Regions from separate parts of the Homo sapiens genome. Here regions 2, 3, 4, 5, 6 and 7 are each linked to region 1. A link is a loop called in an ENCODE intact Hi-C map of the cell type or tissue named here. Cell type or tissue: heart left ventricle. All regions are shown on one strand. Region 1 holds the start of LOC124906319 (a long non-coding RNA gene). Region 2 overlaps MB21D2 (Mab-21 domain containing 2). Region 3 overlaps FGF12 (fibroblast growth factor 12). Region 4 has its middle 18 kb from the start of ATP13A4. Region 5 has its middle 120 kb from the start of MB21D2. Region 6 overlaps FGF12 (fibroblast growth factor 12). Region 7 has its middle 45 kb from the start of FGF12.

Evidence for each region. A loop is a pair of places that touch in the nucleus more often than their neighbours do. Peaks named below come from ENCODE experiments on the same cell type or tissue, not always from the same donor. Only the 100,000 strongest peaks of a DNase experiment are listed, where the experiment ranks them.
Region 2: it touches region 1 in a loop (17-fold over the local background); 90 of 110 quality-filtered maps call a loop at or near these places.
Region 3: it touches region 1 in a loop (7-fold over the local background); 35 of 110 quality-filtered maps call a loop at or near these places.
Region 4: it touches region 1 in a loop (6-fold over the local background); 55 of 110 quality-filtered maps call a loop at or near these places.
Region 5: a loop joins it to region 1, with 11 times the contacts of the local background. A loop is called at or near these places in 25 of 110 quality-filtered maps.
Region 6: it touches region 1 in a loop (2.0-fold over the local background); 36 of 110 quality-filtered maps call a loop at or near these places.
Region 7: a loop joins it to region 1, with 11 times the contacts of the local background. A loop is called at or near these places in 32 of 110 quality-filtered maps.

The regions. Positions count from the first base shown.
Region 1 is chr3:192,565,188-192,569,187 of GRCh38, forward strand. The region is part of intron 2 of FGF12 (fibroblast growth factor 12); the gene reads right to left. LOC124906319 (a long non-coding RNA gene) reads left to right here and starts at 1,814. Exons shown (of 3, transcript XR_007096220.1): 1 at 1,814-1,984; 2 at 2,328-2,437. RefSeq lists an enhancer at 1,795-1,844. In heart left ventricle, a CTCF peak has its summit at 1,684 (motif pointing right); a DNase peak (open chromatin) is centred at 1,724.
Region 2 is chr3:192,800,771-192,804,770 of GRCh38, forward strand. The region is part of intron 1 of MB21D2 (Mab-21 domain containing 2); the gene reads right to left. Among named protein-coding and RNA genes, the nearest start is that of FGF12, 75 kb to the left of the region's middle. In heart left ventricle, a CTCF peak has its summit at 2,390 (motif pointing left); no DNase peak of the experiment used is centred here.
Region 3 is chr3:192,465,603-192,469,602 of GRCh38, forward strand. All of the region lies in intron 2 of FGF12 (fibroblast growth factor 12), which reads right to left. Among named protein-coding and RNA genes, the nearest start is that of FGF12-AS2, 47 kb to the right of the region's middle. RefSeq lists a silencer at 1,698-1,992. In heart left ventricle, a CTCF peak has its summit at 1,836 (motif pointing right); no DNase peak of the experiment used is centred here.
Region 4 is chr3:193,570,549-193,574,548 of GRCh38, forward strand. It overlaps a transcript of ATP13A4 not described here. Among named protein-coding and RNA genes, the nearest start is that of ATP13A4, 18 kb to the left of the region's middle. In heart left ventricle, a CTCF peak has its summit at 2,019 (motif pointing left); no DNase peak of the experiment used is centred here.
Region 5 is chr3:193,039,370-193,043,369 of GRCh38, forward strand. No RefSeq gene overlaps it. Among named protein-coding and RNA genes, the nearest start is that of MB21D2, 120 kb to the left of the region's middle. In heart left ventricle, CTCF peaks have their summits at 1,892 (motif pointing left) and 2,094; no DNase peak of the experiment used is centred here.
Region 6 is chr3:192,473,019-192,477,018 of GRCh38, forward strand. All of the region lies in intron 2 of FGF12 (fibroblast growth factor 12), which reads right to left. Among named protein-coding and RNA genes, the nearest start is that of FGF12-AS2, 40 kb to the right of the region's middle. In heart left ventricle, no CTCF peak of the experiment used is centred here; no DNase peak of the experiment used is centred here.
Region 7 is chr3:192,770,867-192,774,866 of GRCh38, forward strand. No RefSeq gene overlaps it. Among named protein-coding and RNA genes, the nearest start is that of FGF12, 45 kb to the left of the region's middle. In heart left ventricle, CTCF peaks have their summits at 1,843 (motif pointing left) and 2,045; no DNase peak of the experiment used is centred here.

The sequences.
Region 1 (4,000 bases):
ACTGGCTTAAAGCTTAGTGATCCTTCACCTATATGTTTAAAAATCTTATCAAATTACTACAACTTAAAAGTGATAGGTGAAGTTGAAGATGCTAAGACAAATCAAATTCTTGCATTCAAAATAATTTGCATTCTATCAGAGTGCTAATAATAGCAAATATTAGTTGAACACTAAATTATAGGCACTGATGTGAATTCGCTCATTTTATCTGTGTCAGAAATAAAGTTACACATGGCGTAACAATGTTTCAGTCAACAATGGACTGCATAATAGTACAGTGGTCCTATAAGATTATAATACCATATTTTTACTGTATCTTTTCTTTGTTTACATATGTTTAGATACACAAATACAGTTGTCTGTAGTATTCAGCCCAGTAACATGCTGTATAGGTTTTTGTAGCCTAGGAGCCATAGGCTATACCCTACAGCTTAGTTGAATAGCAGGCAACAGCATACAGCCTATTGTATAGTGGGCTATACACTACAGCCTAGTTGTATAGTAGGCTATATGATCTAGGTTTGTGTTAGTATGCCCCACAATTTTCACACAAAGACAGAACTACCTAACAATGAATTTCTCAGAACATATCCCTGTCATTAAGAGACGCATGACTGGGCCGGGCATGGTGGCTCACGCCTGTAATCCCAGCACTTTGGGAGGCTGAGGCAGGCAGATCACCTGAGGTCAGGAGTTCCAGACCAGCCTGATCAACATGGAGAAACACTGTCTCTACTGAAAATACAAAATTAGCCGAGCATGGTAGCACATGCCTGTAAACCCAGCTACTCGGGAGGCTGAGGCAGGAGAATCACCTGAATCCGGGAAGCAGAGGTTGCGGTGAGCCGAGATTGCGCCATTGCACTCCAGCCTGGGCAAAAAGAACGAAGTTCCGTCTCAAAAAAGCAAGAGAGAGGCATGACTGCATATGAAGCAGGCATTAGTAGTATCATATTTCATAGGTAAGGAAACTGAAATAAAGAGCATTTAAGTAACTTGCCTCCGGTTACCAAATCGCTCTACTAGTTAGAGCCAAATTGAGGGATCTCAGTTTCAGACTCAAGGAATCTGGCCTCAGACTTTACTCTCAATCACTGCTCTGTACTCTTTCTATAGTGCTTCATGAAAATCATTCTAGCAGCATGTGCAAGATAAAAGAAAAATAAGAGATCATGGAGATAGGAAGACCAGGTATTAAAATGATCCAGACAGAAAGAAACAAAGGCCTCAAATACACAATAGCCATAAGGCTGGAGAGTATAGAATAAATGAAAGAGATATTGGAGAAAAGAAGCTAAAAAGACTTGGAGACTACCTGTGGAGAGCCTGGGAAAATTTGCAGGAAATGTTAGAATTCAAATAACTGTATTTTATGGATGCCCCTGGATAGGGCACATGCTTTTGTTTCTCTAAAGTCTACAACACTGTCTGTTGTCTCTTTGGCCCATCCCAGTCTTTTAATCTCTAGATTTGTCCGTCATAATATTTCAAATGGTATTTCCAAACCATCTCCTAGTTTCCCTCAAACAAGAACATAGACACTGAACAATTTCACAGTTGTATGACCAGTATTTTTCTAAAATAAAAATTACTTTTTACCCTGAAAATTTATAATTATAAAATTTATGGCTAAAACTATTAAATATAAGAACCAACAACACTAACAACTACCAGAAAGGCCACACGATGGCAGCAAAGTATAGGGTACAAGCAGCAAGAGCCGGCGGCCTAGAGGGTGCTATGCACTGAATTCTCAGATTCCGTCTATTCTCTATTGAGTTCATACATATTAGTCAGCAGCTGTAATGCTAGTAACATTATCTCCACACAGCACCTCACACTTTACAAAACTCCCACAGATACTTTCTCTCGTCTACTTCTTACCACCACTCTGAGAAGTCAACAGGAAAAGGATCATGCTTTGTGTGGAGGATAAAGATGGAAGTTTTACTCCAGGTACTAGAAGCACCTCAGAGGCTCAAAGGTGAGACAAAGATCAAAACTTTGTCGTTGTTTCTTTTAGGATATGATCTGGGGAAATATAATATGAATGGGAATACTCTACCTTCAACTTTAGTGGGGAAAAAAATCTAAGGCTTTTTTAATAGAACTGGGAATTTTTTAAGGGGTTGGGGCTGTAAGTTATTCCTCACCGAAGTTGGAGAAAAAAAAAGGGAAAAGATAAGGAAAGGGAAAGGGCTTTATTTTTTTAAGTAACAAAGGCTAAAAATTTTCTTAGAGATTATTATAGAAAGCTTAACTGGAGAGAAATATGCCTGGGGGGAAAAGCATGTATCCTCCAAATGGTGCTTGCATTCATTTTCTAGGGCGGCTTTAAAAACCCACTACAGACTTGGGGGCTTAAAACAACTCTTCTGGAGGTCTGAAGTCCAAAATCAAGGTGTCCACAGGGCTGTGCTCCTTCCAAAAGCTCTAGGTGAGAATCCTCTCTTGACTTTTTAGCTTCTGTTAATGCCAGGCCTTCCTTGGCTTGTGGTGCATAACTCCAATCTCTGCCTCCATTTTTACATGGTCTTCTCCATGTGTCTCTTTCTTTCTTTCTTTCTTTCTTTCTTTCTTTCTTTCTTTCTTTCTTTCTTTCTTTCTTTCTTTCTCTTTCTTTCTTTCTCTCTCTCTCTCTCTTTTCTTTCTTTCTTTCTTTTTTTCAGAGTTTTGCTCTTGTCGTCCAGGCTGGAGTGCAGTGGCGCGATCTTGGCTCACTACAACTTCCCCCTCCTAGGTGCAAGTGATTCTCCTGCCTCAGCCTCCCGAGTAGCTGGGATTACAGGCACCAGCCATCATGCCTGGCTAATTTTTGTATATTTAATAGAGATGGGGTTTCACCATGTTGGCCAGGCTGGTCTTGAACTCCTGACCTCAGGTGATCTGCCTGCCTGGGCCTCCCAAAGTGCTGAGATTACAGGTGTGAGCACCATGCCCCGCCCTTTGCATGTGTTTCTTATAAGGACACTTGTCATTGGATTTAGGGTCCACCTAGATAATTTGGATTGATTTCATCTGCAGAACTACATCTGCAAAGATCCCTTTTCCAAATAAGATCACATATACAGTTACCAGGGTTTAAGACACGGGGAAATCTTTTAAGGCCACCATTCAACCCACTGTAGTGCTCTTGTGACTGTACTTCCTCCTGCCAGTGGGGAGCTCATGCATGTACACATTATGGACTCCTACCCTTCCGTGTGTTTAGTTGCCATAGAGCAATAATATCTGATCTCTGCTCCAAAATCTGACACCATTTTGCTGTATCCTCTCCTTGGGTTGTCTCCTCACCTGTAAAATAAGAGAGTTAGACCAGCCAATGGTCACAGTCAAAAGCGTTCTTGGTCTAAGAGGAAATGAACAGTAAGGCTTCAGAGAAATGAAAGCATTCATATTTTCTGCCAATTACTTGTCATATTATAGTGGAATCAGCTATCTTATCTCCCTCATTAGTTTTGAGAGTGTTTTTGTTAATTTTTACGTTTTATTAAATATCTGCCTATTGTGGATATTTAATAAATCCTGAGACTATAGAGATGGGCAAGACAGAGTCCTTCTGCCAGGAAATCCATAACCCAGTAGGAGAGACAGATACATAACGTTATCACTGTGAGGTAGTGTTCAAGCAGTAAGGAGAGATCCTTTGCATACATGAGCATAGAGCCCACGTGACCACTCTAGGCTATGGGTAGACTCAGGTATGAGATAACATTTATTCAACCTTCGAGAACCAACTTAAGGGTGTCCTTCATAAAAGACCAACTTATGAAGGGCACACTTACGTTGGTTCTCCAAAGTTGAATAAATGTTATTAGCTGAGCAAAACAGGAGAAAACAGTACATGCGGAATAATCACCATGTCTAAAGATGCTAAAATGTGAAACCAACTGGTTAAGTGCCTTGGATAAAGTACAGCGATGAAAGGTAGAAAAAAAATATTGTCTGCAAAGATAATCTTATGTGAACACTTGCTTTGGGGCCAAGCATCATAGCATAT
Region 2 (4,000 bases), 240 kb after region 1:
TTTACTTTAAAGAACAACAGAAAACTATGGCTATTTAGATTTGGGTATTTGGTAGACATTTTCTTCAGAAATGAACAAAATGAGCCTGGCTTCAAGGAAACTACTGACAATATTTATTGCCAATGATAAAGCTGAAATTTCTAAGGGAAAATTAAATTTAGAAAACTCCGCACCATGAGCGTGACATCTTCTCGAATTGTATACGTTTCTGATTAAATTGGCGATGATATTAACAAATGTGATTTTTTAAGAGATTGTGGGTCCTTTTGAGAACCATGTCTCATGTATTAAGCAGGTATAGAAGACTCCGTGCATGCAGTAGGAACATAATTCAAGCTATGACTAAATGATAAGGGAAAAAATGCATGAAATTAATAGGTAGATAGCATTAATAGATGGAATTAACATAAATTCTTAAAGGCTAGACTTAAATGACTGTTCCATAAACAACATATACATTTTCCCTCCTTCATTATATACTTGCTTACGCTTGATTCTCTGACAAACTACCAGCGTCATCCTGTGATTTATTTAACAGTGTTTCCCCAAAGATCAAGACCTACCACAAAGTATTATAATATTCCATTATTCATTATAATTCATAGTTTGCTCTTCATAGGACAATCCCAAATCAAATAAACCATATGCCTGTGTTTTCTTACTATTATTGTTATACTCTGAACGTTCGTGACTCCCACTCACATGTTGAAATCCCAACTTTCAATGTGATAGTATTAGGAGCTGGGGCCTGTGGTAGGTGATCAGGCGTGAGAGTGGAACCCTCATGAGTGGGATTGGTACCCTTATAAAAGAAACCTCAGAGCGCTTCTTTACCCCTTCTGCCATGTGAGGACACAGTGAGAAGACAGCCATCTATGAACCAGGAAGCTGTCCCTCACCAGACAATGAATCTGCAGGCACCTTGATCTTGGCTTTCTTGACATCCAGAATGGTGAGAAATAAATCCCTGCTGTTTATAAGCTACTCAGTTTAGGTACTTTGACATAACAGCCTGAATGAACTAAGACAATTATACTTTAAAATTTAACGCTCATTTATTAAAATATGCTCTTTAAAATCCTATTTTCCAAACCACATTAACCATGAAAAAGTCTTTTATTTAGTACAATTCTTTACACACAGAAATATGGCAAGTTATCATTTTCTTTTTAAAACCGTAAGTTAGCCAACATTATAGTGTCAACAATTCATCAGAAAGAACATCCAACAAACCTGACTTCTTGGCTGTTTCTCACACTATCTGCACTGTGATACGGCATCCAGGTCCCTCTTCAATAAAGGACTTCCAGCTGCTTAAATGCTAGCCCTTAAGGATTGTCTCAGCTGCAAAGGGCTGTCTTAGCCAGGTCAGGTCCTGTGGCTGGGATGGGGGTTGCAGGTGCACATCCAATAACTGATCGGTGTGGGAGTGTCCCAGCTCAGGATACTCTGAAGGGCCACTCAAACTCTGAGTTCCCAGTGGGGTTGGCTGTGGCGAATGATGCGCCTGCAGGGAAGCTCAGCTTCTCCTACTTGAACCTGCTTCCTTCCCCACTTCGACAGGTGTAGATCCCAAGGGTGCTGCTTCATAAACATCCTAACTCCATTTCAGAGGCTGCGTCCTGAGAAACCCAACATACTACACTAAATACTATCCAAGCAAAACAGAAGATACTACCTACTACCCAAACAAAAACCGTCTTCAGCATGGAAAATATGTTTTTCCTTTTTAAAGTGTTTTCTTTTTTAAAGCCAAACTTAATCCGGATTGAAAGTTCTTATAAATGCCAAGACAAAGATCCATTTCTCAAATGTCATTATGTTTTAATATTAACCTCATCTTTGCCATGTAAAGAAATACTACCATCCCACGTTTTGGTTATTGCTTTAAAGGATAAAATTGATTTCTCAGATTCCAGATTAGGTTGTGAAAATCATTTTCATTATTTTATGAACTCACATGTTGGAACAGTCAGTTTCAGTGAGATATATTTGATAATGAAATCGTTTACTCTTCATTATTTCAAACATCCTTTCATTCTACCATTCAGAATACCATAAATATACGTGAGAAGTACTGTGAAATGCTGTGTTGTGGTTAGTAAATAAGATCTGAATCTATTAAAGTGATATTGTTATTTGAGTACACACTGTTGTCTCCTCTTAGGCGTAACTAACTCAAAATCCTATATATGCTTTTGTCCTGGACAGAAGCAAACTGGCTTTGAGCCCACCAACTAAGACTCGTCTATATAATCAGGGTAACTTGTGCATTAACAACCTGGAGATAATTTGTCTACAAAAGTGCCACTGAATTTTGCCTTGGATTGTTACAATCTTGTTTGGAGAGTCTTGGGTAAGCCATAGCTAAAACTCCCTTCTGCCCTCTGCTGGATTTAAGAAGTTTTAACCTGTTTTCACTTGTCAATATACACACTAGAAAATTCCTGCCAATGATAAAAGGTTCTCTTTCCTCTCAATGATGCTTATGCATCTCGTTAAAATGTTGACCCTTTATTCAAAGGAGTCAACATCAAGTATTTGGCTAAATTCTAATATTCAGGAGATAGGGTAATTTTGAACACTTCTTATTCCTTTTAAAGTGAAGAAAGCCCTTTAGTAGCAGAAAGAGTATTGCAGACACACATTTACTAAGCCCCTATAAGAAACAAAGTCCCTAAGGCCACACTGTTCCAGAAGCTAATCCCTTCCTACATCCACATTTCCATTTAGCCTCCCTGAGCCCATTAGTCTGCAATTTTACAAACGATATGGTAACAGAACTCGAGCCTTCCCCAGCGTTATACAAGCCCAAATGTCTTCCTTGAAAACTTTCCTGGGCTAAGTTTAAGTGAAAATGAGCTGACATCAGCTATCATGGCAGATGGGTTGCCATGCAACCAAAACACAGGGCTGGAAGGGAAAAAGACAGAGGAGGGAAAATTTTCAACTGTACGCTTTGGCTGTAGGGATCAGTTCCAACAAGTGCCATCTCTGCAATGATCCGAGGTTTTCTGTGTAATTACTGGAGGATAAGATCTAGTGACTCTGGCTGTTTAGCTGTTAGATTATCCAAAGCTATGAGTGGGAACAGAAGGAAGATGCACATACACCACTGAGCTTGTTAGCAGCAAAACAAAAAAGGAAGGATAGAGGATAGCTATTCCCTTGGGTGGGTCTCTTCTTTTCATGGAGGCACTGGCATATGCTTGTTCTTAAGTAAAACTGCCACTCAACCTCTTTTCCTGTAATTCACTGTTTCTTGGTTTTGATATATTTCAGAGTTTTTACTTAAGAATATCTTAATAGTACCCTTTTATATAGATACTCAGGTCCTAAGTTTAAGGAATGTGTTTCACGTCATGCTTTCAGTTATTTACTGATTATCTTTAGAATATCAAGTGAAAAATGGAACTCTGTCCCTGACTTATGTTCTAGTGAATAAAACTATATCATATTCCACTAAATTGAAACTGCAAACCTTCATCATGCAAACATATAATGCCAGATTGCTAATACTAGAGCACAAAAACTAAGTATGATTTCTTGTTGTCTTTACAACCCCACCCCAGTAAGTCTGTGAAAACTCAGAGAGTTCAAGAAATACTAAGTAGGTAAGTCAAAATAGTACCTGTATAGACTTCTTTAAAACAGATACACACACACACACACACACACACACACACACACACTTACATATGTTGAAGGGAGAAAGGTTTATAAAAGAAGTAAAATTTTTATGTCTTATAATTAAAGTTACAAAATTAGATAAATTTTATCTTTTTATATACCTTTGACTATATGCCTGAATATCTCAGTAATAGTCATTGTTTCATATAAAAGAGTTTCCTTTTTTAGCTCCAACTCATGTAGCACATACCAGTAACAAACAGTGCCTTATTCCAGCAGTGGGTTTTAATGGCAGGAAGGGTACACGGTGTGATGATGTTGACAAAGTCCTTCTTTCATTCTGATGCATCCCCTAGGGTAAGTCTCCTTG
Region 3 (4,000 bases), 100 kb before region 1:
TGCACAGACTGTCTATACAAACAATGCGATTTATGCTGAATAGCTACTTTTCTTAAATTTTGATAGCTGCTAGGCAGAGGGTGCCTACGTGACTGTCGCCCTCCCCGACCCCCACTCCCAAGTCAGGTAATTTCCTTGCATGCTCTGTCTCTAATGAGCTTCCTGGGAAGAAACATTGTATACATGTTACTGCGTTTTTTTGCTGCTGAAGAAAAGAGCACCCTCAGTGCTCCCTCAGAGGAGACAGAAAACATCAGAAGCCTCCGCATGAATCTCTACAGTCTCTGAGTATCTTTTCCCCTATTGATCCTGTTATATTTCCTTTCCCTGCAATAAACTTCAGTGGATAGTGCAACTATGCTTATGCATTGCTTAATGACTGGAAGATGCATCATCAGGCGATCGCTACTGTGAGCATTGTGCGATCACCACGGAGCATACGTACACAAACCTAGATGGTGCAGCCTCCTACATACCTAGGCTATGTGGCATAGCCTACTGCTTCTAGGCTACCAACCTGTACGGCATGCTACTGCACTTAACACCACAGCTGATTGTAACAGCAGTAAGTATTAGTGTATCTAAACATATCTAAACACAGAAAACATACGGTAAAAATAAGGTATTATAACATTATAGGATTACCATCATACAGGCAAGTCTCTTGTTGACTGTAATGCTGTTATGTCATTCACATGACGATATCTACTAAATCCTGTGAGTATTTCCAGCAAATCACAGAATGTATGCGTGGTCTTCGAGATCCTCAGGAAAGCACTTAAACACACACACACGCACTCAGAGACAAAATTAAACATGTAATAAATTCACACATATGCAGTGGCTGGCACCGAGCACAACAGGTATATACCTCTCAAATGTATTTGCTGTTTGCATTTACCAAAGGGTCCCTCCTCAGCAGAAGACGAAAGGGGTTCCTGAGAGCTCTCCATATCATTAACAAATTTCTTTGTCTCATCTCAATTTACTCCATAATTATAAAAAAGTAATAAGCATACTTATTGTGCTTGCAGGTTACCACCAATTTTACCTTAATTTTCTTAGTTAATGTTGGCAAATTTCCTGTGAGGAAGCTATTCACTAGCATAGATGAGGAAATGGGGGACAAGAGAAAGAAGGTCAGGGGTCTGATCAAGGTTAAATTACTTCACACTCACAGGGTATGGAAGAGTTGAAATCAGACCCAGTTATTAAAATCCAGAGCCCCTGGCTTCTCCTCATTATAACTAGTTCCCTCAAATGTGGTTTGTAGACAGACATTTATACCAGCAAAGAAGTTGCATTAGCCCTCAGCGAAATGAGAAAAAAAAGTAATATAATATCGCCACATATTTTTAGCTATGTTCTGCCTTTTTTTAGGGTTAAAATATCCATTTTGTTGGAAGATGATACAAACAATAGATAATGGCTCTTCTTATTTATAATTTTTAGGTTTTTTCTTAATTGTTTGTAACATCTGCATAGAGTAAATTTAAAAGAAGACGAATCTAGAGAGGCCCTGTGCAAAAGGTTTTAGAATTTTTTCAGTTATTCAAATTTTGTAGTATTCGAATCTTTTTCCTATCATCATATATGTCGGAAAATTAATTTCAACTGCATGGGCCTGGGTTCTGCTCCTAATTCTCCCACTGATCAGTAAGTAGCACAAGGCAGTTCACTCTCCCTCTATGGGCATCAGTTTCCTTATTAACAAAGGGATCGGCTTAGGTGAATTCTGAGGGATCTCCCACCTCCTTAGAGGTCTATGATTCTGTAAATTCCTGAATCTGTTTACTCTTTTGTTAGTTTCCCAGCCTTACAGTACCTAGAATTGGCCAGATGATGGCAGCAGAGTTCTACTTTAGCCAGACTGTGCGCCGAACAGGTGAGCGGGACGCCTAGAGCACTGTGCTGAAGAGGAAAACGTGGAAGGTTATATGGAATTACCATAATTAAGAAAGAAATATTCACAGGTTGGCTGCCTCTGACATGCTATGTCAAGAAACACAGCTACACTTACAGAGAGGAAGGTCTCTGTTTGTCTTTTAAAAGAGGACTACATGATTGTGAATTCCTAGCAATAGAAGATTCAGGCCCGTTTTAAAGATAAAAATACTAGGCACATGAAGAACCACTGAATGCCCAATGCCTCCCTGCTAGGAAATGGCAGAGCTCAAACTTAAAGACAGGTCTTCTGACTCCCAGGTCAATGTCCTACACTTAACATGTAGCAAAGCTGTCTCAGAGAACACATTTGCTTTGACATCTAGAAGAGGCTCTAAAAGAAGTCTTCAGCGGCAGGCACCGAGCACAACAGGCCATATACATCTCAAATGTCTTTGCTATTTGCATTTACTAAAGTTCCCCTCCTCGGCAGAGGATGAAAGGGCGTGGACCTTGGACCAGGGTTCACCAAGGACACCAATTTCCATGGTACACTCCCGACAGTGGGGAAGTCCTGACACGGAAATTCAAACAGCCCCCTTTTGCATGAATACATAAGAGACATGGAGTTCTATGACTAAAGAGTGGGTTTCCTGTCTGATGGTTTCAATGACAATCTTTTTGGAAAAATTGAAAGATGAGTAGCATTCCTGTATATCCTTAATCTAGCTCCCCTTAATGTTAACAGTTCACACAATCACAGTACAATTATCCAAACCAGCAAATTAACACTGGTACCATAGTAACTAAACTATAGGCCTTATTCATAGTTTACCAGATTTCCCACTGATGTCCATTTGTTATTTCAGAATCCTATCCAGGATCCAAATTGCATTTGTTGTCATTTCTCCTTCATCTCTTCCAGTGTATCACATACAACACTTTCTCAATCTTGTCTTTCATAATCTTGACACTTCTGCAGTATACTGATGGGTTATTTTGTAGACTGTCTCACAATTTAGGGTTGTCTGCTGTTTTCACATGATTAGATGGAGGCTACGCATTTTTTTGAAAGGATGCCACAAAAATCATGCTGTGTCCTTCTTAGACATCATATCAAGGAGCTGATGTTAATATGTCTACTACTAGTGATGATTAACTTTGATCACTTGGTTAAGGTGACATCTTCCAGGTTTCTTCTCCAGAAAGTTACTGTCTTTTCACTTGTAGTTAATATATATCTTGAGGAGGAGACTCCGAGCCTCTACAAATATCTGTTCTTCTCAAAAACTTCCCCCTGATTTTAGCCTCCATCAGGCACATTATCTGCATTCATTATTAACGTGGGGTTTGCGGAACAGTGATTTTTCTATTTCCCTTTTTCCTTCTACATTTATTAATAGAAATTCTTCTGAAAAGAAGACTGATCCCTTCTCCCCCATTCATTCATTTATTTGATTATTTATTTATACCAGTATAGATTCACGGCTATTTCTTTTATCCCGTGGATTAAAATCTAATACTACCATTATGTTCATGCTCAAATTGTTCCAGATTTGGATATCGAGAGCCTTTAGGTAGGCTCCTGTGTTCTTTTGACAAGTCCTCATACCTGTTTAAGCACGTCCTCATTTTTTAGTATCACAAGATGCTCCAGGCTCATCTGACATTTTCCCTTCCCCAGCGCTGCAATCTAGCACTTCTCTAAGGTGTCCTGGCTCTTTTTATGAAAGAATGCAATTTAGAAATGAAACTTAGATCTGGTTGCTAAGTGTGTTCATTATAAACAGAGTGCCTCTGTTTCTACACCCTCTCAGCCAATAGATCTAGGAAATAAATGTACATTTGCTAACACCTGCATGTACACACCTGTATTTCTCTCTGTATGTCTATCTATTAAATACTATGAATTCCTACTAATACCTGTAAATCCAATCAAATACCAGAGGGCTCATGATAGCCTTCCTTCTTTACCTGTAACTTTTTCTCAAAAGATGAGAAACCTGGCTCCCAGAGGACAATCAATAGCAGAGCTTGTCCTCCACAATAACCTACTCAGCCAACACAAAAGTGTGTATGTTTACCAAACTAAGTAGAATTGTGTAAGATCTAAATT
Region 4 (4,000 bases), 1.0 Mb after region 1:
CTATCAGGGTGACAGTGAACAGAAGGGAAGGATAAAGGACTGGAATAGAGGCCTAATACCACCACAGTCTTTATCTTTATTTTTTCCTCATACAATTAAACTCAGCCTCTTAGCATATCCTATTCTTGAGTAAAGCAGGGAGGCAGTGTCATAGCGGTGAAACCCACAGGCTCTGAATTCTCACAGACCAGAGCTTGCATCCTGTGTACCAGTTGTGTGGTCAGGGGAAATTATTTATCTCTACAAGCTTCAGGCTCATCATATGGGACCAAAGGATAATAATATCTCCCATGAGGATGGTTGCTAATATTAAATGAGATGACATATATACAATGCTTAGCACAGTGTATATATAAATTCCCAATAATTGGTAGCTATTATTATTATTAAAGGGGTGTAAAATTTGGCCAGACATGGTTGTAAAAGCAAAGTAGAAAATAAGTATCTGGCCAGGTGTGGTAGCTCATGCCTGTAATCCCAGCACTTTGGGAAGCCAAGGCGGGTGGGTCAACTGAGGTCAGGAGTTCGAAACCAGCCTGGCCAACATGGCAAAACCCCGTCTCTACTAAAAATACAAAAATTAGCCGGGCATGGTGGCGTGGGCCTGTGATCCCACCTATTCAAGAGGCTGAGGCAGGAGAATTGTTTGAACCTGGGAGGTGGAGGTTGCCAGTGAGCCGAGATTGCGTTACTGCACTCCAGCCTGGGTGACAAAGCAAGACCTTGTCTCAAAAAAAAAAAAAGAAATATCCATGAGTTCAAAGAGAGATACAAATAAACAATTGAATAAATAAATGGGGAGAATAGATAAATCTTCCGTACAGAATTCCAGATAACTTATGCACACAGGGCTCCTCAGAAAGGGCTACATAACTATTCACTCCTTAACATTGGCTGCTGGTAGTGACTTCCTTCCACAGTGTACAGTATGAGGGGTGAGGAGGAAGTAACTTTACAGTGGAGAAACCTACCAAATATTGCTCAGTCAGGTGATGAAGGTTAATTTCAAAATTGATATGTCATGCTGACAACATGGTGTGATAAGCATGGCACTTTACCTCTTACAGTCTTCCTCCCAAAAACCTACAACTCCTGTCTATCCATGAGAAAAACATCAGACAAACCCCAATTGAAGGGCATTTTATAAAACACGTAATACCCCTCAAAGCTGTCAAGGTCGGCACAAACAAGGAGAATCTGAGGAAATGTCATGGTCTAGGTGAGCCTAAGGAGACATAACGCATCAATCTAATGTGGTATCTTGAATGGAATCCTGGTACATGAAAAGGACATTAGGCCTGTGAAATAAAATAATAATAATAATAAAAAGGACGTTAGGTAAAACTAAAGAAAACTGAGTTATGGACTTTAGACTTTAGTTAATACTAACACATCAGTCTTGGTTTACTTGTTGTAATAAATGCACCATACTAATGTAAGATGTTAACAAAACAGGAAGCCGCCCAAGCAGGCAGATGGCTTGGGCCAGGAGTTCAAGACCAGCCTCAGCAACATGGCAAAACCCCGCCTCTACAAAACATACAAAATAATAATAATAGCCAGGCAACACATGCCTGTAGTCCCAGCTACTCGGGAGGCTAAAGTGGGAGGATTGCCTGAGCTCCAGAGGCAGAGGTTGCAGTGAGCCGAGATCATGCCACTGCACTCCAATCTGGGGGACACAATAAGACCCTGTCTAAAAAAATAGGGGAAACTGACTTTGTTTGGGGTATATGGGAACTCTCTATCCTATCTTCATAATTTTTCTGTAACTCTAAAACTATTGTAATATAAAAAGTTCAGGTTTTAAAAAAGCAGTGGGAATAGAATGTTTGTTACAGTAATTGAGAACTACCTATTTTAAACTTACAGCAGTCTTGCCTTTGTTTATTAATTTGTTAAAATAATTGAATACTCCATGATAGCAATGTGCGAATTTGGATCTAGATGGATGGTATGAACCAGTTTAGGTTTAAAAAACGAACAGAACATCCTCGGTTTAGTGGGACGCCTCTGCCCCCTAGTGTCTTAACATTCAATCTGCGTTTAGTGGCAAAGGACAGCCTGCAAGCTTCAGTCACTTGATGTTTCAAGGTCTGGACAAGAGTGGAGACATTCTCAGAGCCTCTGATCTACTAGAATCGTACTCCAGTTTGTTCATATACCCAGAAACTATGCACCGCTGAGTGGTCCCTGAAGACGTTAGTACATGCACGTGATGGAACCAGCTGATGGGAATGTAAAGGGCAGGAGGGCAGTTTGACATGTGAATAGGAAGCCTTACAAATGTGTATAGGCCAGGTGCAGTGTGACTCACGCCTGTAATTCTAGCACTTTGGGAGGCTGAACTGGGCAGATCACTTGAGCTCAGGAGTTCGAGACCAACCTGCGCAATATGGTGAAACACCTTCTTTACAAAAAAAAAAAAAATTACAAAAATTAGCTGGGCATGGTGTGCACACCTGTGGTCCCAGTTACTCGGGGTGGGGGGCAGGGGTTGGGGGGAGGGGAGTAAGGGCTGAGGTGGGAGGATGGTTTGAGTCTGGGAGGTGGAGCTTGCAGTGAGCCGAGATCACCGACATGGTTTAAATGTTCATGATATAATGTTTAGCAAAACTCTAAACAGTGTGACCAAAACTTTAAGAAATACCACAGATTAATATATAAAACTTTAAGGAATACCACAGATGAACTTTAACGAATACCACAGCCATATATATATATATACATATATATATATACACATATATATATATATACATATATATATATATATATAATTTGTATCTACTATGCTAGCAGCATCTGAGACACACATCTGTGGTCCCACCAGGACTTTTATCTCAGCCTTATCTCAGCCCTTCACCATCTGGTGACAAATGACTCTCTGGAGCACCTTCCCAAGGCTCCTGGGCCACAGGCAATTGGGAGTGTGGCCTTGCCCATTTCTTCTCACTGCCGCTGCAACAGGCTGGCATGAGGGGCTCCTCTGTGAACCTCCTTCCCTGCCTTCTCAGGTTTCCCCAGGAATCACAGTATAGTTTTTCTCCACTCGAGGTTCCCATCCCCACCACTCTAGGACTTCTAGCATTCCACAAGGTGTGAGATCATCTCTGAGATTTACAGCAGCACCCAAATCCAGTCACACTTACCAAATCTCTCCTAGCTCAGCTGTGGAATTTTATCAAATCCCAGCTCTTATATCATTCATTCTTCCAAAATCGATTATTTATAAAATAAAATTTAGCCTTTGTACACAAAAGTCAGACTTTAAAATTCAAAATCCTTTTTCTCTGGGTAAGGTCTCTTCCAGAAACTTCAAAAATCGATTTAGAAAAGTTAAGTGCTAATAATTGTTTTATTTCTTTCTCTTTGCATTCCTGCTATAACCTTACCCTGAATGCACATAGAAAGGCCTTGTGGGTGGTTGAATGATGAGGGGAGGGAGGAGAGTAAACAGGAACTAATCTACATACAGACATGTATATATGTGCATATATGCATACATGTTTATATAAAGAATAGAGAAATTCATTCTAAAAAAGTTTTAATGATTATCTATGCATCATTTCTTCTTTTTAACTAATTTTCCATATTTTCCAAATTTCAGAAACAAGTTTTATATAATCAGAAAAAGAAAATTACATATAAAAAAGAAACAGATAAGATGTCTGCCTCCGGCATCACCACCCGTAGTGAAGGAAGGAAAGTAGGGAACACAAGCTTTCTGTTGGCCACATCTCAAGCTCTCCTCTTTGCAGTTCCTGGTACTTGATCTTTGACCCTACTGATCACTCTCTTCTTGAAACACTTTTTCCTTAAATTTTGGAACACCAAGCTGTCTTAAGCTCTTTTTGTAGTTCTCTGTCCGTCAAAAACCTAGATCTCAGCCAGGCACAGTGGCTCACTCCTGTAATCCCAGCACTTTGGGAGGTCAAGGTGGACAGATCACTTGAGGTCAGGAGTTCAAGGCCAGCCTGGCCAACATGGTGAAACCCTG
Region 5 (4,000 bases), 470 kb after region 1:
GAATGGTAGTGAATGATGCTTCCTAACTGAAGGGGAAAGGATTGATCTGGTGATCGTTTTCATATTAGGCCCCATTATTGACCAATACTCAACCAGCCCGATTCAAGTGCTGTTATAAATACATACAGCAAAATGAGTTTCATTAAAAGACTCTTGATGCTCCTTACAGGGGCCTGATACTGAATCCCAGGCAATTATCAAAACTTGACTTCTTTTAGAATCACAGAAGGTCAAAGTTGGCAGGGCCCTTAGAGCTAATCCGTGCCACCATCCTTGAGCCCTCCTCACCCCCCACTTTTAATAGATGGGTAAAATGAGATTCAGGGGAAAAAATGACTTTCGCAAGTCATGTTATGCATTACCAAATATCTCAGGAGGTCTAGAACTACCTTATTTTAATATGGTTTAATTATTTGTTTGCTCTCACAGACAAAAGAAAGGGTTAGCTGTGTAATCTTTGCTCCTTACTCTGAGATAGCAGGGCACTTAAGTGGATGTTGGGCAAAAATCAGATCCATTTTAAAACAAATTTGGAAATGAAAATGGTGGCAGTGGTAACTGTCAATTGCATGGGCTTCAGGGGAAGTTTTGTAGACCTAGATACTTTCCCAGCTCCTACCAGGGAGGCGATGATCATAGAGATTGAATCCCAAGTGGAGTCCTGGTCTTTTTCTTAGTGAAACCAGATCTGATATGCTGTTGATTTTGGATTCACAGCCTTTTGTCACCATGTAAATAATAATTCCTTAAATTAAAAAATCTTCTTTTATTGTCCCAACATGTGATAAAACAATAAGTATCAATTGGACTGTACTTCATAGCGGACACGTTTCATCACAGCACCAGCATTATTGTATTATCCTCACTGTCAAGACGGAAAGCAAAACCAAGTCTAGGGAACACTTTGGTTCCCCAAGTAGAGTACTGGAAAGCAATTTTTTTTAAAAGGTGGTTAAAATGACTTGCCACAAGCCTATTTAGTTTCACTAGACACACTGCAAAGATATTTAGTTAGATGTAGTCTCTGTTCTCTGAAACTTTAGTTTTGCAATATATCCAGAAGATTGTCATATTGCCATAAGAAGTAACAGGAAATAATATATTTTAACAAACTCAAACATTATGTTAATAAACATACATATAAATAAATAAGGCTTTTAAAAATGGTGAGGTATAGGGTGTTTTGGGTGTGTGTGTGGTGGAATAGGTTATGAAACATCACAAATTTTGATGTGAAATAATAAGTAGAATATATTCCCTCCAGAAAACCTCACCACCCTCCTCTCACTCTGATCTTTTTTTTTTTTTTTTTGCATTTTCAGGACCCCCAATTCAGTTGATGGTATTGTTGCTTATTCATGTTGATATGTTATTTTGTAACCATTTTCAAGTTGTTTCATACTTGATCTTCCTAACAAGACTTACTGTAAGATCCTGAAAAATATGACCAGATTTGTAATTTTATCCAGAATCTCTGCAGCTAGAAGGTGTTCAGTTAATGCACATGTTTGAATATGGTAATGTGGATTAACATGTGGGAGACACAGAGACAATCCAACAAAAACATTAATCAGATCCAAAATGTACATCTCTGCTTCAAACACCAGACAACAATAAAGGCATTTTAAAAGGCTCCAGCAAATGGGAGGCTCAGAGAAGGGCTTATGCTGCAGTGGTGGGGCAGGAGAGCAAATGATTTTCCCCTAATTGAGCTTCTAAGAAGACTTTGTTCCCTGTAACTTTTCTATATATTCATCTCCCTGTAGTTTAAAACAACATAAGACAAACAAGAATAAGGGTCTTCAACTCATATACCTCCCCATGAGATTTCCTTGGTTGCCTGAAGAAGTCTCCAGAAAATACCTGTTAGAGGTAACACAGGCAGGAAATGCCTAGCAAACAAAATGCTGCCACCTTCTGGTAAAATAGTACAGAATATTTTCTCCCCCTGTCATTTTTACACACACACACACACACACACACACACACGAATTATCCTAGTAACAATAACATTTATATCATGCTTTATAGCTAGCAAACACTTACATGTGCATGATCTCATTTAATGCTCACAAAATCCTTATGAGGTAGCTTTTATTACCCACATTTGACAGAAAAAGCAACTGAGGTTCTCAGAGAGTATGTCACTTCCAGAAGGTCACACAGTGATTGGCAGATGCATACTTAAACCTTAACACAAGTGAACCTGCATTATGCTTTAACACAAATGAAGAGTGAACCATTATTTCATGCATTGACAAATACTAAACACATCGGCCATGCACTCAGCAGCAATGTGTGGAGTCTTTTGTCTGATCACATCATATCACAGCTTTGTATTACAGTATGTGACTAACACATCTTTCTTTCTGGCTCTGCAGAGTGCAACAGTGTCCCTGTGAACTGAATTTTAGGAGATGGGGATAGAGTGGGGATAGAGCAAACCCTTCTCTGTCACCCTTGAACCAGGCAAGATACACATTCTACTCTTTTACCCTTAACATTTTCTCAGTAATCTTAAAATGCAAATTGGTGTCCTTTTAATAATTCAAAATCCATAGTACTGGCTCCCATGCCCAGCTTCATATCCCATGGCATGCCCCATGCACCCTATCTCATGCATGAACCCTGGTCATTCTTTTTCAGATGTTAGGTACTTTTAGCAGCTTTTCCATTTGACTCTGCTTAGCAATATCCTATTCATCCTTCAATACTACCTCCTCTATTAATGCTTCCCTGATCTCTTTAATGCATATTCAGTGCCTTCCCAGCCACCAGTGAGGCTTAGTTCCTTCAGTTTTTATGATAGCTTATTGTTTTCCTTTCTATGAGTCTGTCTCACTAGTGTGTCCACCTAGAAGGTAGAGAACGATCCTCATTAATTTCTATAACCCCCAACAAAACTCTGTATAAGTGTTCAGTAAATATTTGACTGTTATTGAATTGTCATAGAAAAGCCTGTAAGCACCACCTGATTGTAAGAGCTAGGGTAAATTTTACTAAAATGAGGAGCATAAGGGAGCTGTGTGATAGTCATTGCTTATAAAATCAAGGAGAGACTAGCAAAGGTAGGAATCCCACCTCCATTCTCACATTTATTCTTCTCTGTGCAGGACCAATAATTTTTAGAAAGATGTTTCTAAATTTCCTTCCTTCCCCATCCTTAGCTGTGCACCAAATTGTCAAATTCCTGCCAAGAGAAAGCATTCCTGTTAGAGTCCCCTGTTGGATTGACAGTATTTGCAATCAGAATATTGATCTCCAAGAAGGCTTTTCTGGTCCTGTGCCTATACAATATTGGCTGCAGGATAATACTCATGTACATATTCTAGTGGAATTCTAGCTTTGTTATGAGATTTCTCTTCACTTTTTTTTTTTTTAGATGGAGTTTTGCTCTTATTGCCCAGGCTGGAGTGCAATGGCATGGTCTCAGCTCACTGCAACTTCCGCCTCCGGGATTCAAGTGATTCTCCTGCCTCAGCCTCCCAGGTAGCTGGAATTACAGGCTCCCGCCACCATGCCCGGCTAATTTTTGTGTTTTTAGTAGAGACGGGGTTTCACCATGTTGGCCAGACTGGTCTCGAACTCCTGACCTCAGGTGACCCACCCACTTTGGCCTCCCAAAGTGCTGGGATTACAGGCGTGAGGCACCACGCCTGGCCTTCTCTCTCATTTTTATTTTGAAGTAATTTTTAACCCAGAAAAGTTGCAGAAATAGTATGAAGAATTCCCATAATTTATTCCCATTAATTTATACTATGGTCTTTTTGGAGGGCATTTTGCATCTAAAAAATGATTTACCAACATACAAGGATATTAAAAGCATTATTCATGATAGCAAAAATTGGGAATGACCTAAATATTTCAAAAAAGAGGATTAGCTACATAATTATATCAAAATGATGAATTTTCAGTCATTAAAAATAAAATTATTTAAAAATATTTACAGGGAAATGCTCAATATATTATTTTCCTGGTGCTGCCATAACAAAATACCATA
Region 6 (4,000 bases), 92 kb before region 1:
TAATGCCGTTTCTGTACTTGAAAAAACTTCTACAATTGACATGTTTTTACTCACTGTGATTTCTTTCAGTTCAGAGCCTATGAGTTTACTCATCTTTGTAATTCTAACTCTTAGGTTGTGTTCAATTTATGGAAAAATGTTTGATTGAAACAGGAAATACAAGATACAAGGTATGTTTTGGAGCCAATTGTAACTTAAAATTATCAACCACACCTCACCCCTCAAGCTGCAGAAGTTTGACCTAACCTTCAGAATGGCTGACACACTGATTTCCTTGTGCTTTCACTAATTTATTCCCATGCCTACTTCCAACAAGTTTTCTAGACCAGATGACATTACTTGCCATCCCTTATCATGAGTTGATGGTTATTATGGGGTAACTAAAGGCATAGTGGTCATTAAAGGCTGTATACATGGCTGGTGAATCCAGGAAATGAAATACAGAAATATTATTTAGCTGGTTACACTCTATCTAATTTCTATCTACGTGAAAGAAAACTCATGGTAATTATTACTTATATACCAATATGTCATTTCTGAAACACTTAAGAAATGAATTAGTGAAAATTCAATATTACTTTGTAAGTGTAGTATTTTGGGTTACTGTCCTGAATCATGTTTCCTCTCTAAAACAGGATTATACATCTCTATTTATTGTCAAATGACTTGTCATACATTCTCTGGGAAAGAACCACATTCCCACCTCATTGATTCTGCGCTTGGCCACCATGTGATATGCACTGGCCGTGTGACCAAAAGAACGGTGAGCAGACATTTGCCATGATTAAACAGAAGCCTTTAGTGTAACTGTGTGGATGGCTGAAGCTTTTCTGTTCTTGCCCTCCACCATGAGAATATCATGTCTCCAGACAGGGGTTGTTGCTCTTTCAGTAAAGGTTCCACAATGCAAAGAAACATAGAGCAGAACTACACTCACCTAGACTCATGCCCTGAAGCGCTCATGGTGTGTGAGCATGAATTAAATATTTATTGTAAGCCACTCAGCTTTATAGTTGGTCTTCACACAGAACACAGAAGAAAACCTTATGCATAGGGCAAATTATTGAAGACTGATTTTATTTTAATTTAAGGATAAGAATGATATCATATTGCCTTTTTATAGTTTGGCACATTAAAAGGTTCTAAATAAATATTTTGAATTAATATAATTGCAATAAAGTAAAACAGGTTGTGTTTAACGATGTAGAAATTAAAACTTTAAAAATTAGTTCTCCTTTGTGTATTGGACATCTGTTGTTTTTGTCAGTTCAGAATTTCTTCCTCTACTTCCAGGAACAACACTCATCTCATTTTAGGGGCAAGTAATTCTTCTAAGGCTTTTAATCATAGGACACTGGCTTCCCAGACCACAAGTTTAAGCACATAACCCAGATTTGGCCAATTATAGCACCTCATTTTCTCTGTCACAGTGATTGGTGCTTGGATAGGAACATAATCTAGGATGATAGAGTCCTTCCTTGAATTTCCATATACTGAAGTGGTTGGAGAAAACTGCTACCTTTTTTGTTGGGTTCACAGATGTAGTAAACTGCAGCCATGCCCAAAAGGTATAAAGAAAAAGGAAGGCCAGGTACGGTGGCTCAGGCCTGTAATCTCAACACTTTGGGAGGCCAAGGTGGGTGGATCACCTGAGGTCAGGAGTTCGAGACCAGCCTGGCCAACATGGTGAAACCCTGTCTCTACTAAAAACACAAAATTAGCCAGGTGTGGTGATGTGTCCCTGTAGTCCCAGGTATTTGGGAGGCTGAAGCAGGAGAATTGCTTGAACCCGGGAGGTAGAGGTTGCAGTAAGCTGAGATCGTGCCATTGTACTCTAGACTGGGAAACAAGAGTGAAACTTCATCTCAAAAAAAAAAAAAAAGAAAGAAAGGAAAAAGAAAAACAAAACAAAGCCCACAAAGAGAGTAGGAGAATTAACAGAATGTTCTGTGGGCTCTTGAGTCTTTTGCCTAGTTCTTGAAATCCCATATCTACCTCATTAATGTAGCTCTTCTTTCTGTGAGCAATCCTGGTATCCTTCTAACAATTCCTTCTTTGCTTAAGTAAATTAAAATTGAGTTTCTGTATCTCAAGTACTATTGAATATAATTTGAATTAAAGTAGCTTTCAACCATTAGTTTATAAATCAAAACAGAACAAATATTACATTGATCCAATTCAGCAAGTTGGGTTGTAAAGAATGATGATGCTCTTGAAAGCACGCCAGGTAACCCTAATCAGTGGTCCATTCTAGCTCTAAATTAGTAAGGATTAAGGATAGGTTGTTCCTGAGCCTTTCCAGAGCTTCCGCCCATATCCAAGGAAGACCTTTCCCCCTTAATCTATAAACGGAATGACTGGGACACAGAAAAGTGACATGCACACAAAACATACAACTAATGTAGGTGCCAGTGAAGGGCATGAGAGAGCATGATGCACAAGGTTGCAAGCCTTAGATGACTGGAAATACCAGCTTGGTCCAAGAATTATTTTTCCAGAAATACTGAAATAAATACAGAAAATACAAGGAAAGCACAAATTCAAAGATGTTTCTACCCACTGATGGGAAAGTTGTAAAGCTAAGCCAAACAGAAAAAGCCAGAGTGCTTTAAGTGATTATGGATTCCAGTATTTCAGGAGAGGCCCATGTTTTCTAGACCAAATCTTCTCATATCATAATTTTTAAATGACAAAGAAATGAAAGGATTACACGTCAGTGCAAAAGCTGTTCTCGTGATAGGGAAATTCACAGGGACCGAACACAACTTCTATGTGTCTGAAATACGATTCCGACCTAATAGTCAGAAAATTTCCTTCCAGAAGTCCACCACTTGAAGCCTAAAATCATTATAGATCAGATAGATGATAGATAGATAATAGATAGATGGTAGATATAGATGATAGATGATATAGATAGATGATAGATAGATAGATAGATAATGATAGGCAGATATATAAAATATTTCTGAAAAATAGCCTAGCCCACTCAGCAAAGAATGTAACAATCTATGAACTTCCCAAACCATCATCAAACAGCATAAAATAGAATAACGTGATCCCCAAGAGATCACCTGCAGCTCCAGGTGAGATGACACCCGAAAGACTTTCCATACATGGCCTAAACATTGGCTTCAGAGATCACATGTGAGCTCTATATTTTAAAGGGCAGGACAACATAAAAATAATCATAGCTACAATCTTGAAACTTTTTTCTGCATCCATTTACCTAAATGATTCTGCCCAGTGACTACCATTTAGTTCTTACCTATGAGGAAAATATTGTTATTTTTGTTTACAGATGAAAAAAAAATGAAGCCCAGAGGTCTCTAACAAAAAAGTGGCAGAATCTAAATGTGAATCCCAATTGTTTGAGTCTAAAGCCTGACTCCCACCACCACTCTACATTAACCCTGATGAATTACTCATCATTTTACCACAACATATGGGAAGTACTTGATAAATAATTAATGAATGAATTGATCAATGGCATTAAGTCCAACAGCCTCACAGCCATCTGTAATATGCCCCCTGTTTATTTTGTTGGTATTAATCCCCACTGTGACTTTTCATGGAATTACCTCCACAAATACAACATAATGCAAAATTGCAGGAAAGAAGCTCAAACTTTGGGATCTGAGAACAAAGAAGCAAAATGGCTTCCCTGAAGTCAGACACTGAGGATCAGAGAAGTACCTAGCAGTCTAGTTTTGCTAGAAGAAAGGTTGTCTGGAGGACACTAGTGGGAGTAAAGAAAGACTGATTATAGCCAAATTGTAAATGAGTTTGGATGATCTTTACTCTGAAGGCAATAGAGAGCCATTGAATGGCTCCTAAGAGGAGGAGTAACAAGATTGGAGCCATATACAAGCAAGTATCTGATAAATGCTTTCGGATGATTAAGTTGATATCAGACTAGATCCCAAAAGGATATGGCATTCTTAAGTTTGGATAATTTGAGGAATATTTACTTACAAAAGAAGTGATTACAGAAGGAAGAATG
Region 7 (4,000 bases), 210 kb after region 1:
TCAATTGGAATATGAATGTCTTCACCATTGCATACCTCTTGTCTAAAATTGGCAGAAGCACTCAGCAATTGGCAGCTGAGGGAGAAATCCAGGTGGAGGAACATCTCCTTGAACAAGACCTCAGAGCTGCCAAAGCAGAGAATGGGAGTTTTCATTCTTCAAAATTTGTGGGTACCATGGAACATACCCTCAGATTCTTCTCTAATCATGCTGCCTTCTAAGGAGTCTCAGACGAGACTATTTATGACCTGAGGTAAGTGGCTTAGGAGCCCTATTTGAAGGAGAGCCTGCTTGCCACTCCAAGCACAGAATTGTTCAGTTTCTCAAAGTACAAGCATTAGACTGTACAATAGCACATTGGTTGGAAAACTTTGCTTTAGGGAATACAGTGACTTGTCAGCACATCTCTATAACTTTCTTTCACAAGTATCATTGGTCTCAAATTTGTTTAGGCAAGAGCCAGAGCAGCAAACTCAGGGATAATAATCCTCATAAACGCCTTTGGTTTCATATAGTCCAATCAATTGGTTAACGGGTTCATCTAATTATTATTGACTATCTATTCTGTGCCAGACACTAATGTTAGTCTAAAAATGTTTCAAGTTGAATTGGGAAGAGGTTCTGGGGTCCTTTCCTTAGGCACTGGAAGTCTGGGGTCCTAACTCAAGAATAAAACAATGTTACTACCCCTGCCCCACATCACATCAAATATTAGACAAGCTAATCAGTGATAAACTGCACTAATTTTTTCATAGCATATGTGCTACCGCTCCCCTAATTGATTTGTAAGGTTTATGCTTTTCTGGGTATTTTTTGATTCATTGAGGCTGAGTGAAGGGAAAGGATCAAGGTGCCAAGATGCCTAAAAATTCTGGATCCTTTAGAATTTAAGTCCAGAGGGTCTGGAGATGCCTAGAGCTCACGAAGAGGACCCAAGGAGAACGATGAGCAAAGGTTAAATGATACGTTGACATTTTTTATCTTTCCGGTAAAGTCCCTTCTCCCTATCCCATGTCCTTATCTTGCGATGTTGTAGCGGAGTAAGGGCTCATATTTCATATCTCCCTTGGGGATTTCTGGTTTTAACCAAACAATAAAACTTCTCAATTTTCTGCAAAACAAAATATTCTTCATTCTCTTAAGGAAGAACCCCAAAGAGCCGTGGAAATAAGGAGTATTGATGAAGAGGGCTTATGGACTTTGTCCTCAGAGTATATTAAAAGAGATATTTTCTTAGAGGGGAGAGGCACAGTTGGCAAAGTTGACTGCCTTGTCTTCCCCACTTCCACACAGGGACGTTATGTTACAGCTCAGCTGAACAGCTCACCATTCCCAAGGCGTGCAGTATATACCCTAATGTCTCCCTGTTCTTTCTCTGGCAAGTCATTCTCTAAGACCTGCCATGAATGTCATCCACATATGAAGTCCTCCCCATTGCCACCTCCACCATCTGTCACCTCCCCACTCCTACAGTCCCTGTTTTGGAATTCCCACAGCACCTGTTGCTTATCTTCATTGCACTTAGTTCATGGCACTTGTTTATATGTCTCAATATTACACTGGGCAGAGACCTCATTACAACACTCAAGGATCTGTCCCAAATTAAGGACTGAGGAAACATTTGATGAGAAAGCAAATATTACTTTCTCTTTGTATTTAACTTTCAGCTCACATCTGCCTCCAGAACATAGCTGTATACATTTTTATCTTTTCTTGATCCTAACACTTCCACTCTTGTCTTCTGGTCTTCCTCTCAGTCTGGAGCTTCCCTCAATTCCAGGACTTCTCTGACTCCTCAGTAACTGCCAAGTAGACAGCAACTGCTGCTCTGCTGCCCCCAAGAGGACCGTGGCCAACACAGACATTGTGCGGTTGGTGATATCATAAACCTCACCAGAGAAGCATTCAGGCAGTAATACATGAACCTAGGAGAACAGAATGATGTTTGTCTCTGGGAACAGTTGTAGGCGATGGATATAATAGTAGGTTAAGGATATAATAGACGGTTAAGGGTTGAAACCGTCTCTGCTCATGGATTTAATCTCTAAGCCTCTCAGACTCTGTAGAAGGTATTGAAATAAATTAACATCCATTTGGGCTTCCTTACTATCTGGACATTTCCCTTCTGGTTAGTCTTCAACATTTTCAAATAATTTCTCCAAATGCTTGATCAAGAAGCATAAATGAGAAAACACTAGATTAGTCTTTCAGTCTTCCTAAGACATTTATTTCTTTTTCTTTTCCTGTTAGCCTAGGAAAGCACAATGAATTTATATAGAAGAATTTTAATTGTTTATCCTTTCTAAAAATGTTCTCCACCAGACAATGCCTATAAAGTGCTCTCAAAGTCTCTAATGAAAGGAACTACTGTACAATGCAAAAGATTTTCTATATTACTATTATAGGGACTAGGTGCTTTAAATAAATATCTTTTAATAACTGTTACAGAAGGAACAAAAACCAAGGAATAGAATAGAGAGTAGAAACATTTATATGTCACCAGAAATTCACAATAAAAACTACAGAGAAATACATAGCATAAGTTTTTATAATATTTGAAATTCCATACCTGGGAAAAGGTTTACTCCTAAATTTGATATCTAAATTTTGAACAAGTGGCAGTCACTGAAGAAAACATATGTAGAAGAAGAACATATTCTGAAATCATAGGTAAAATCCAAGATTATGTTATGTTCTACTACAATAAGAATATTAGAAAATCAGAACTCATATTACCTCTTGTCCCCAAAGGATACCATTTTTAATAAAACTACATTTTACTGAACTGACATCAGAGATCATGCTTGAAATAAGAAATAATAATAATATTATTCTGAACATCTGAACACTTCACACATCTCCTTCATTGAAACATTGTCATATCTTGGAGAGGAAAATCCACGAAATTTTAAAATGAAAAGAGTTTGTCTGGCCACATTAATACAAGCTACTGTAGGAATAAAATAGGAAGTAAGAATCAAAATATTTAGCCAATGAAAAGGATCTACCAAAATAGCAATCACAAAGTCAAAGAAACTGTAACAAAACACTCCAGTGTGAATTCAAAATAATCAAACAAGAATTTGGAGGTATGAGAAAGTATTTCAAATTAGGAATTTTAAAACACAGAAGAGAAATATGCAAAGAAACAGGATAATTGTGAAACAAAAATGAAATGAGCCTAGAAAATACTGGAAAAGACAAAATCATTTCATAATAAACAGTATATTAGAAAGAGCCCAAAGGAAAAGATTTAGCTAAAAACATGATAAGAATATGGCAACTGGACAATTAGTGATACGGTTTGGCTGCGTCTCCACCCAAATCTCAACTTGAATTGTATCTCCCAGAATTCCCACATGTTGTTGGAAGGACCAAGGGGAAGGTAATTGAATCTTGGGGGCTGGTTTTTCCTGTGCTATTTTCGTGACAGTGAATAAGTCTCATGAGATCAGATGGTTTATTATGGGTTTCCGCTTTTGCTTCCTGCTCATTTTCTCTTGCTGCTGTCATGTAAGAAGTGCCTTTCACCTGCCACCATGATTCTGAGGCCTCCACAGCCATGTGGAACTGTAAGTCCAATTAAACCTCTTTTTCTTTCCAGTCTTGGGTATGTCTTTATCAGGAGTGTGAAAATGGACCAAATACAGTAAATTGGTACCAGAAGTGGGGTGTTGCTGAAAATATACCCGAAAATGTGAAAGCAACTTTGGAACTGGGTAACGGGCCAACATTGGAACAGTTTGGAGGGCTCAGAAGAAGACAGGAAAATGTGGGAACGTTTGGAACCTCCTAGAGACTTATTGAATGGCTTTAACAAAAATGCTGATAGTGATATGAACAATAAGGTCCAGGCTGAGGTGGTCTCAGATGGAGATGAGGAACTTGTTGGGAACTGGAGCAGAGGTGACTCTTGTTATCTTTTAGCAAAGAGACTGGGAGCATTTTGCCCCTGCCCTAGAGATTTGTGGAACTTTGAACTTGAGAGAGATTATTTAGG